Regions from separate parts of the Homo sapiens genome. Here region 1 is linked to region 2. Evidence: chromatin loops called from intact Hi-C (ENCODE). Cell type or tissue: natural killer cell. All regions are shown on one strand. Region 1 overlaps LOC107987108 (a long non-coding RNA gene). Region 2 holds the start of LOC124902240 (a long non-coding RNA gene).

Region 1 (5,000 bases), 100 kb before region 2:
TTTATTATGCATGAAAATTTGAAAGATATAATAATCTTTTATGATTTCTTAGTTTCATGTCATACTGATAATATTCCTACTCACTCTAATATTACAAAGTAATTCCATGTTTTCTTTGTAGAATTTTGAGGTTTCAGTTTTTCATTTAAGCCATTTGCTTATCTGTAATGCATTTTTTGTAGGACTCTATGTAATATGTGGTGAGAATCTTTACATTTTCTAGAAGATTACTCATTTTTTGAGCAATCCTTCCTTTCCCCACGACTATCTCAACATGTACTAAATTCGCACACACATACACACACACACACATAATTTTTATATATATATGATTTAATAATGCTAGTTTTAAATGCGTTCTAGTATCTGTTAGGGGTAGTACTGCTTTATTAATAGTCCTTTAAATTTTTTAATATATTCTTGCATGCTGATTTTGCAAATTTTTTTTTTGTCTAATTCTAAACCTAAAACTTCTATTGATTTTTTTTTTAGGAGCAGGTAAAATTTATAAATTAGTTTAGAGAGAACTGATACATTTCCAATATTCTATCTTCCTGTCTGAGTTAAAGTATTCCTTCCCTTTATTCAAGCCTTCTCCTGGGTTCCACAGAAAGTTTTAAAGTTGCCTAAATGTTAGATATATCTAGTTTTTTCTTTCTGTATATTCTATTTTTGTAGTTATTTTTGCCATTGTAAGTAGTATCTTCTCTTGTGTTATATTTACTAACTTGTTGTGTGAATCTGACATGATATTAATTTTATATTCATCCAACTGACAGCATTCTCTAATCCTTGTCATTTCTGTCTTGGATAGGAAAGGTTTCAGTGTTTTATTTGTAAGTCTGATGGTCTCTCTCTCTCTCTTTCTTTCACTCATCATGTCAGATAAGTACCAACTGATTTTTATTTAAAGTATTAATAATTATAGATAGATGTCGGATTTTGTTAAATGACTTTTCATGCTTCAAAGAAGATAACCATGTGATATTTTTCCTTTAATCTTTTAATATAATGAGTTATATTTCATAATATTGGACTATCTTTGGTATAAACCCAATTTTGTTGTGGTGTATTTTGTATTCATGGGCTTCTGGTTTTTGTTTGCTTATATATTATTTAGATTTTTTAAAATAAAGACTCATAAGAGAAGTTAGTGCTATCATTGTTAGATTTTAGTATTAACGTTTTTCTGATTAATATTTTCTCTTTCCATAAAAGAGAATTTAAAATTGCTTATATTTTCTTAACTCCAGAAATGCTTACAGAGTATTTGAAATATATTTTTAAAAAGTTTGGTGGAATTCAACTGAAAGACTTAATTTGATCCTCTGTAGTGAAAGGGGGTCAAGTAATTCTTTGACAGATTTGCCTGTGTTTCATGTGATCATTCATTTGTTTTGATTTTCCACTATTTCTTGGCTTTTTTGTAATTCATTTTCCTAGAAAATTATCTATTTGAGTCAGGTTTTCAAGTTAATGTGTATAGTCAAACAAAATAGCCTATTATGATCTTTTACATTTTTCTTTAGGTGGTGAATTCCTCATTGTAATTTTCCATTTATATACTTGTGCTTTTCTCTATCTTGCTTCTAAAAATGAAATTAATAGTTTATCTTTTTAAATGGTTTTATTAAGATCTAATTAGCACATCATATAATCTATCCATGTAAAGTAACTAGTGGAAGGGTTTTTCATATACTCAGAGAGTTGTGCGATCATCACTATAATTACAACTTTTTTTTTTTTTTGAGACCCAGGCTGGAGTGCAGTGGTGCCGTCTGGGCTCACTGCAAGCTCCGCCTTCCAGTTCACACCATTCTCCTGCCTCAGCCTCCCGAGCAGCTGGGACTACAGGCCCCTACCACAACGCCCTGCTAATTTTTTTTTTTTTTTTTTTTTTTGTATTTTTAGTAGAGACGGGGTTTCACCGTGTTAGCCAGAATGGTCTTGATCTCCTGACCTCGTGATCCGCCCGCCTCGCCCTCCCAAAGTGCTGGGATTACAGGCGTGAGCCACCATGCCGACCAATTACAACATTTTTATTATTGCAAAAGGAAACCTCATACTTAAACCGTCACTTACAATTTCCTCCCAACCTTCTCCACTCCCGTCTGGGTAACCACCAATCTATGTTCTGCCTTATAAATTTGCCTGTTCTGGATATTTTGGAATTATTCAGTATGTGTGTGGTCTTTGTGACTGGCTTCTATCAGTTAGCATCAAGTTTTCAGGATTCTTCCATATCGTACGATGTATAAGTACATCTTTCCTTTTCATAAGTACATCATTCCTTTTTATTGCTGAATAATATTCTACTGTATTCATATGCCACATATTATTTATCTTTTCTTCAGTTGGGGGGCATTTGCATTGTTTTCTGTTGGTGGCTATTATGAATAATGCTGCTATGAACATTTGTGTACAAGTCTTTGTGTGAATATATGTTTTCATTTCTTTTTGGTAGATACCTAGGAGTGGAATTACTAGGTTATATGGTAATTCTGTGTTTAACATCTTGAGGAGCTACCAAACTGTTTTCCAGTGTGGGTGTGCCATTTTAAATTCTCACAAGCAATGTGTGAGTGTTCCAGTTTCTTCACATGCTTGCCAATAGTTATTACTGTCTTTGTGTCTTATTATAGCCACCTTAGTGGTGTGAAGTGATACCTCATTGTGGTTTGATTTGCATTTCCCTTTGATAGCTAATGATGTTAAACAGCTTTACTTGTCATTTGCATATCTCTTTGGAAAAATGTCTGTTCAAATCCTTTGCCCGTTTTTTATTTGGATGATTTGTCTCTTGAAAGTGTATACATATATTCTAGAAACAATTTCTTTATCAGACTTATTATTTGCAAATATTTTCTTATATTCTATGGGTTGATTTTCATTTTCTTTATGGTGTCCTTTGAAGCCCAAAAGTTTTCAATGTTGAAGAAGTCTAATTTACCATTTTTTGGAGGGTAGAGGATCATCTGTGCTTTTGGTGTTAAATTTAAGAAGGCTTTGCCTAACCCAAGGTCACAAAAATTTACTCAACACTTTCTGCTAAGAGTTTTATAACTTTGACTCATATTTAGGTCTATGATGCATTTTGAGTTAATTTTTGTGTATAGTGTAATGAGGAGGTCCAACTTCATTCAGTTGATATAGTTGTATTAGTTTATTTGTGAATTCTCATTCTATTCCAATGACTTGTCTATCCTTGTGCCACTACCATACTATTGATTAACTACAGCAATAATACAGTATGATAAAGTATTGATTAGCTATAGCTTTGTAGTAAATTTTGAAATCAGGTTGTGTCAGTCTTCAAACTTTGTTCTTCTTTTACAATACTGTTTTGACTCTTCTGAGTCCCTTGAATTTCCATATGAATATTGGGATCAGCTTGTCAACTTCTTCAAAACAGCCTACTAAGGATTTGACAGAGATTGTGCTGAACCTACAGGGGAGTCTGGGGGAATAGTGCCATATCAATGCAACATAAAGTCTTTCAATCTGTAAACATGAAACATCTTTCCATTTAAGTCTTTAATTTAGTTAATTTTTTTTGTAGTACAAGTTTTGTACTTCTTGTTAAGTTTATATCTAAGAATTTTACTTTTTCATACTAGTGTAAGTGAAATTGCTTTCTTAATTTCATTTGGATTGTTTATTGCTGGTTTATTGGAAATGGAATTAATTTTTACATGTTGATCTCATACCTTAACACCTTGCTTTACTTGTTTGTTAGTTCTAACAGTTTAGGTGAATTTCTTAGGATTTTTTAATATATAAAATAGTTATCATCTGAAAATGGAGATTTTAACGTTTCTTTTCTAACTTGAATGTTTTTTAGCTCTTTTTCTTGCATAATTGCCCTTGGCGAGATCTCCATTTCAATGTTAAATGTAAATGGCCAGCATGGACATTTTTGTCTCGTTCCTGATGTTAAAGGAAAAGCTTTCCGTTTTTCGCTATCACATGTATGATATTAGTTATGGATTTTTTTTTTTTTTTTTTTTGAGACAGAGTCTCACTCTGTCGCCCAGGTTGGAGTGCAGTGGCACTATCTCGGCTCACTGCAAGCTCTGCCCCCCCGGGTTCATGCCATTCTCCTGCCTCAGCCTCCCGAGTAGCTGGAGCTACAGGCACTCGCCTAATTTTTTGTATTTTTAGTTGAGACGGGGTTTCACCATGTTAGCCAGGATGGTTTCGACCTCCTGACCTCGTGATCCGCCCGCCTCGGCCTCCACAAGTGCCGGGATTATAGGCATGAGCCACCACATCCCACCTAGTTATGGATTTTTTTTATGTCCATAATAACCTTTACCAGGTTGAAATAGTTTCCTACTATTGCTAATTCATTCAGGTTTCCTGTGTGGTCTAGTTGATTAATAATTTTGTGAATGTTATATGGACGCTTAAAAAAGATACCTGCTATTTTTTCATATAATAGATTCCTATATAAATCAATGAAACATATCTTATTTATTACATTTTAGGTCTTCACTATCCTTATTTTATTTGCTTTGGCAGAGAAAAAATTTTAAAATCTCTTCGTATGAGTATATTTCTGTTTCTCCTTTTTTTTTTTTTTAAATTATACTTTAAGTTCTGGGATACATGTGCAGAATGTGCAGGTTTGTTACATTGTGCCATAGTGGTTTGCTGCAGGTTTGCTGCACCCATCAACCCATCATCTACATTAGATATTTCTCCTAATGCTATCCCTCCCCTAGCCCCCCACCCCCCGACAGGCTCTGGTGTGTGATATTCCTCTCCTTGTGTCCATGTGTTCTCATTGTTCAACTCCCACTTATGAGTGAGAACATGCGGTGTTTGGTTTTCTGTTCTTGTGTTAGTTGGCTGAGAATGATGGTTTCCACCTTAATCTGTGTCTCTGCAAAAGACATGAACTCATCCTTTTTTAATGGCTGCATAGTATTCCATGGTGTATATGTGCCACATTTCCTTTATCCAGTCTTGTTTCTCCATTTATGTCTTCCAGCTTTTGT
Region 2 (5,000 bases):
AACCATTTTTTTGCCCATTTATTTAACCTTATTCAGTCATTCACACCTCCATTCAATCCCTTCCTAAGAGCTACATCTAATAAAGGAAGGCAACAATTTTGTTTTTCTATAGTGCTGTAGAAAAATAATCTATGTATTTGATATTTTTTCTTTATATGATTTTCTTTTCTAATTTATTAAAGTAAAATGGTATCTTAATTTTTTACAGTTGGATATTCCTTGACTAAATAATATAAAGTTATTAAAATGATCATTATGAAGACGTAGCAAAATAAAATTTATATTTTAATAATTGATTCAGAAAACATTTACTGAGATACCGTTCTATGTCAGGCCCTGTACTAGGCTGTATGGATGTTGACAGGAAATGTGGCCCCGTTAGAAGCAGTTTACATAAAACAGTCAGATACATAAACAGTCAAGTAATATATAAATATTATCACAGAAATGAATATAGGGGTGAGAAAACTCAGGGAAAGTATTCCTGACGAGAGTTATGGCTGGCACTTTTTAAGGCCAAAGTATGGTTTGCCAAGGCCAGAGGAAAGAGGAAGTCAGCTTGCAATAAGGCATGAAGCTTGAGAGATTAACGTTGTGTTCAGAAAAATGTCAGTGGTTGGGCCACAGAGAAAAACATGAGAAATGGAGAAGTAAGAAATGAAATCATAGGCCAGGCGCAGTGGCTCACGCCTGAAATCCCAGCACTTTGGGAGGCCGAGGCAGGTGGATCACCTGAGGTCGGGAGTTCGAGATCAGCCTGATTAACATGGAGAAACCCTGTCTCTACTAAAAATACAAAATTAGCCGGGCATGGTGGCACATGCCTGTAATCCCAGCTACTTGGAAGGCGGAGGCAGGAGAATCACTTGAACCCGGAAGGCAGAGGTTGCGGTGAGCAGAGATCGCACCATTGCACTCCAGCCTGGGCAACAAGAGTGAAACTCTGTCTCAAAAAAAAAAAAAAAAAAAAAAAAAAACAATCATAAAGGTGAGGAGTTAGGGTTTTAAATTGAGGGTCATGGGAAGTCATTAAAAGATTTAATTAAGGAAACCACATGAACTAATTTCCAATTTTTACAACTCCATGTAACAAAAGTTTGGAGAAAGAAGTGAGGAGAGATGGTTGAGTTTTTAAATCCATAAGGTAATTGATGCAATTCTTGCAAGAAAGGGGGAAGTTCTCCAGTATCATATGTTAAATATACACTTATATTTTTCTCTCTTACATAATGGAAAACAAATAGCCCATTTTTTATAAGTTCATTCTTTAGCTATGCTATTGCTGTTAATCTACTCTGTAAAGAAAGGAGGAGGGACAAGGGTTTAAAGAGTATTTCTTAGCAATTAAGCACCATGATGATTGCTTTTACATGTTAATAACATTGTGAAATGGGCATTGTTTCTAACCATTTTCAGCTGAAAAGTCCCTGAACCACACTGGTTGTGAATATTTGTCCTTTTGTTTGAAGATATTCTCAAAGTGAAACCATTGAGTTCAGAACTTCGGAATGTCATTAGAGCAGCAACAGTTCTGCTCATTATTTTTCTTATTCCCTGCCTCCATACCTCAAACCATTCATCTGTGCTATTCATCATACATATCAGCTCTCCCATTTGGGGGGCACATAGTAGAATTGTACTCTCTTGCTCCTTTTTGCTTGGGTGGGACCACAGGACTAGTTCTAGCCAATGAGTTTGAGTGGAAGTCATAATTCATGTTACTTCAGAACTGGATCATTTAGTTGCCACTGCGAGATACTCCACAGCTGTCTCTCTTCTCAGTCATGTTGCCCTGTTATCCTGAGTTGTGAGGATGATGATGACACTAGAGCAAAGCTCTAAGCTGAATGATCCACAGTGGACATGTTGTATGAGTGAGTATTAACCCTTGGTTATCTTAATTTAGAGTTTCTCAGTCTCAATCCAGCTAGTCATATTTAGGGCTGGATAATTTTTTCTTAGGGCGTTGCTGTGGTTTGACTCTGTGACCCTACCCAAATCTCATCTCGAATTGTAATCCTCACATGTTGCAGGAGGGACCCATAATCCCCATGTGAGGAGGGATGGAAGTAGTTGGATTATGTGGGCAGTTTCACCCATGCTGTTCTTGTGATAACGAGTAAATTCTCATGAGATCTGATGGTTTTATAACTGGCAGTTTTTCCTGCACTGTCGTTCTCTCTTGCCTGCTGCCATGTAAACATGCCTGCTTCCCCTTCCACCATGATTGTAAGTTTCCTGAGGCCTCTCCAGCCATGTGGAGCTGTGAGTCAATTCTTTTCTTTATAAATTACCCAGTCTCAGGGAAGTTCTTTATAGCAGTGTGAAAACAGACTAATACAGGGGTGGAGTGATGTGAAAGAGCTCTTTTGTGTATAGGATGTTGAGCAGTAACCTTGGCAGTTTCTCACTTGTTGTCAGTAGCACCCACTTCCCCAGTTGTGACAACCAAAACTGCCTTCAGACATTGCCAAATAGGGCTATGGGGAAGATTGCTCCTGATTGAAAAGCACTGTTTTGAGCCACTAAGATTTTTAATCATTGCAGTGGCATAACCTGGGTAGGACTGGCATATACTCCAATTCCTTGCTTTTATCTTTTGCTCCCTCTCTTGTAAGGTTAATTCTTCACATATACTTTTGATCTGTGAGACGTTATGTTTTATATCTTAACAATTTTTGACCTTTTTGTGCATTTAAAGCTATCATTCAGTTCAAATGCCATTAAAATTTGTCCTTTCATGATCTCTACTCAACCTAGACAAAACAGTTTCTCATAATAAAAGTGTCTCTTGGCAACAGTTGCCATTAAAACGAGTTAGGATTTTTTTTTTAATTGCATCCCAGTTTAGTTTATTAACAGTCTTCAGGCTGCTACCACAAACTGGTTCATTTTGGTTTACTTGAGGACACACACAAGGTAATCAGGAAAGTTCTTGTTTTTGACAAATTTGTAAACAAATTGGGCAGGGAATGAGTATTCTTAAGAAAATATAAATCATAATACAGTGTATGGTAAAAATTCTTTTACCATATACGTAGTGTTTAAGTGGTACCTGACGCATAGTAAGTACTCAATAGATCTTAGCCATTGTTATTATAAACACTATTATTTTTATACTATTTTAAAATCATGTTGAAATTCCTGATTTATTTCCCTGTTGCCTGTACTACACAGTAAAACTCTTCAAAAACAAGGACCATATCCTACTTGACCTTGAATTCCCAATGTCTGGCTCTCTGGTATAAGGAAAAAATATTGAATGAATTAATATAATTTAAAGTCAAAGTGGAAGTGATAACAGATTTAACTTGGATTTAGGAGAAGAGAGCAAGCTTTGGATTAAAGTATTCTAGGGATACTTCAGGAAGCTGCTTTTTTAAGGCAAGATTGAAGAATTTAGGTGAAAACTCTTTGTACTTAGAGATTCATAATTTCCATAGAGAGTCATAATTTCCATAGTAGGTTATTTTGTCTGTTTATTTTTAGGAATAAATAGTATCAGTAATACAGTGTGAGTTAAATTGAAACTTTGGGTCCAAGATCTGCATGGGAGTCTTAGCTCTAACACTCACAATCTGTGCAGGAAAACATATTGTTTCAGACCCTTGACTCCTCCATCTGCAAAATGATAATTATTAATAATATCTATTCTGTATACATCACAGAAGTGTTATAAGGATCTCCATAATGTATATAAAAATACTGATAAAATGCCGTTAACATGAAGTGTATGACTGAGAGTGGTTTACAGACACCATTGAAGAATATCCAGAGACTAAACAAATGTCTTGCTGAGCATCTGGAACTAGGTCTGCAGAGACCTATAGAAATGACTTATATTTCATACCTGGGCAACTAAGAGTGAGATGACAAAGTAATAGATGCATTGGCTTAGCAGTAACCGGAAACCTGGGTCCCCACCTTGGTAGCAGTTAGGAGTACTTGGGATTAGACAACAGGACTGTGTCCACTGCAAAATCCAACCCTGGCCTATCAGTCATCAGGAGGCATAGAGAAGGTGAGGTGTTTTACTGTCCTGTTGTGATCTTCTTCCTGTTGGAGGTCATCCTGACTACAGGTAGGTTCCATGCCAATTTCTTACCATATTTGAGGCAAAGATAAAATGATTTGAGGGAACCTCTCAAATGGCTTATTGAAACGGAAGAAAGAAATTATACAATGAGAAAATGAAGAATGAGAAGGGATTGGAGATGAATACCAAAAAGTTGACAAAAAGGCACTTGAACCTGAGGCAGAAAAAAAGTGAGATAGAATCATAATCCCTGTAGCTATTAAATATATAGGAGGATTTTTCCCACAAAAATCAAGTCTTTTACAAATGTGTTACTTCATACTCCCTAGAAAATGACAAAAGTTTACAAGTATGCAAGAGAATTTCTAGAGAAGGGGCAGATTTGGGTGGTTTGTAATATCCTGTGGCTTCCTTTCTACCTGATATGGCCAATCAACAGACAGGCTGTGGTTAGAGAGTCTGCAAAACCCTGCCTGAGATGCTCCTTAAACCCAGTGACCACTTTTCTCTCCAGCTGCCTCGCATGATGGCAAATGGCATATTTAAATGGTAAAAGGCTTGATCTCTATCTCAAAACATTTGACATACTCACACTGAAGATGGAAAAAACTGTTTTTGATGGCTTCAGAGGAAAGACTGTGTACTAAGAAGAGGTAGGTTTTAGCTCAATATAACAAATTTCTTTCCAAATATGAAGGTGCTCTAAAAGTTGAATGAGATGCCTGATGGGACGATGTTTGTCCTGTTACTGTAAGTGCTTATTAAGAAGGTAGATAAATACCCTCTTGGCTGGACTGCTGTGGGTAGGAGCTTTCCAATTCAACATTTGTATCACTTTAGTCCTGTCTTCCACCCAGCATAGGAATTTCCTCCATAGCGTCCTTGGAAAATGAGTATGTATTTGTTAAGTGTGCATATTACTAGCTGCTGCTTGATCTTATAGAGGCTACAAATTATAGATTTA

Evidence for each region. Peaks named below come from ENCODE experiments on the same cell type or tissue, not always from the same donor. Only the 100,000 strongest peaks of a DNase experiment are listed, where the experiment ranks them.
Region 1: it touches region 2 in a loop (9-fold over the local background); 1 of 110 quality-filtered maps calls a loop at or near these places.

Annotation. Positions count from the first base shown.
Region 1 is chr9:106,204,872-106,209,871 of GRCh38, forward strand. All of the region lies in intron 3 of LOC107987108 (a long non-coding RNA gene), which reads left to right. Among named protein-coding and RNA genes, the nearest start is that of MIR8081, 390 kb to the right of the region's middle. In natural killer cell, no CTCF peak of the experiment used is centred here; no DNase peak of the experiment used is centred here; H3K27ac peaks cover 559 bases.
Region 2 is chr9:106,308,616-106,313,615 of GRCh38, forward strand. All of the region lies in intron 3 of LOC107987108 (a long non-coding RNA gene), which reads left to right. LOC124902240 (a long non-coding RNA gene) reads left to right here and starts at 992. Exons shown (of 2, transcript XR_007061716.1): 1 at 992-1,874; 2 at 4,551-5,000. In natural killer cell, no CTCF peak of the experiment used is centred here; a DNase peak (open chromatin) is centred at 2,436; H3K4me3 peaks cover 460 bases; H3K27ac peaks cover 3,650 bases.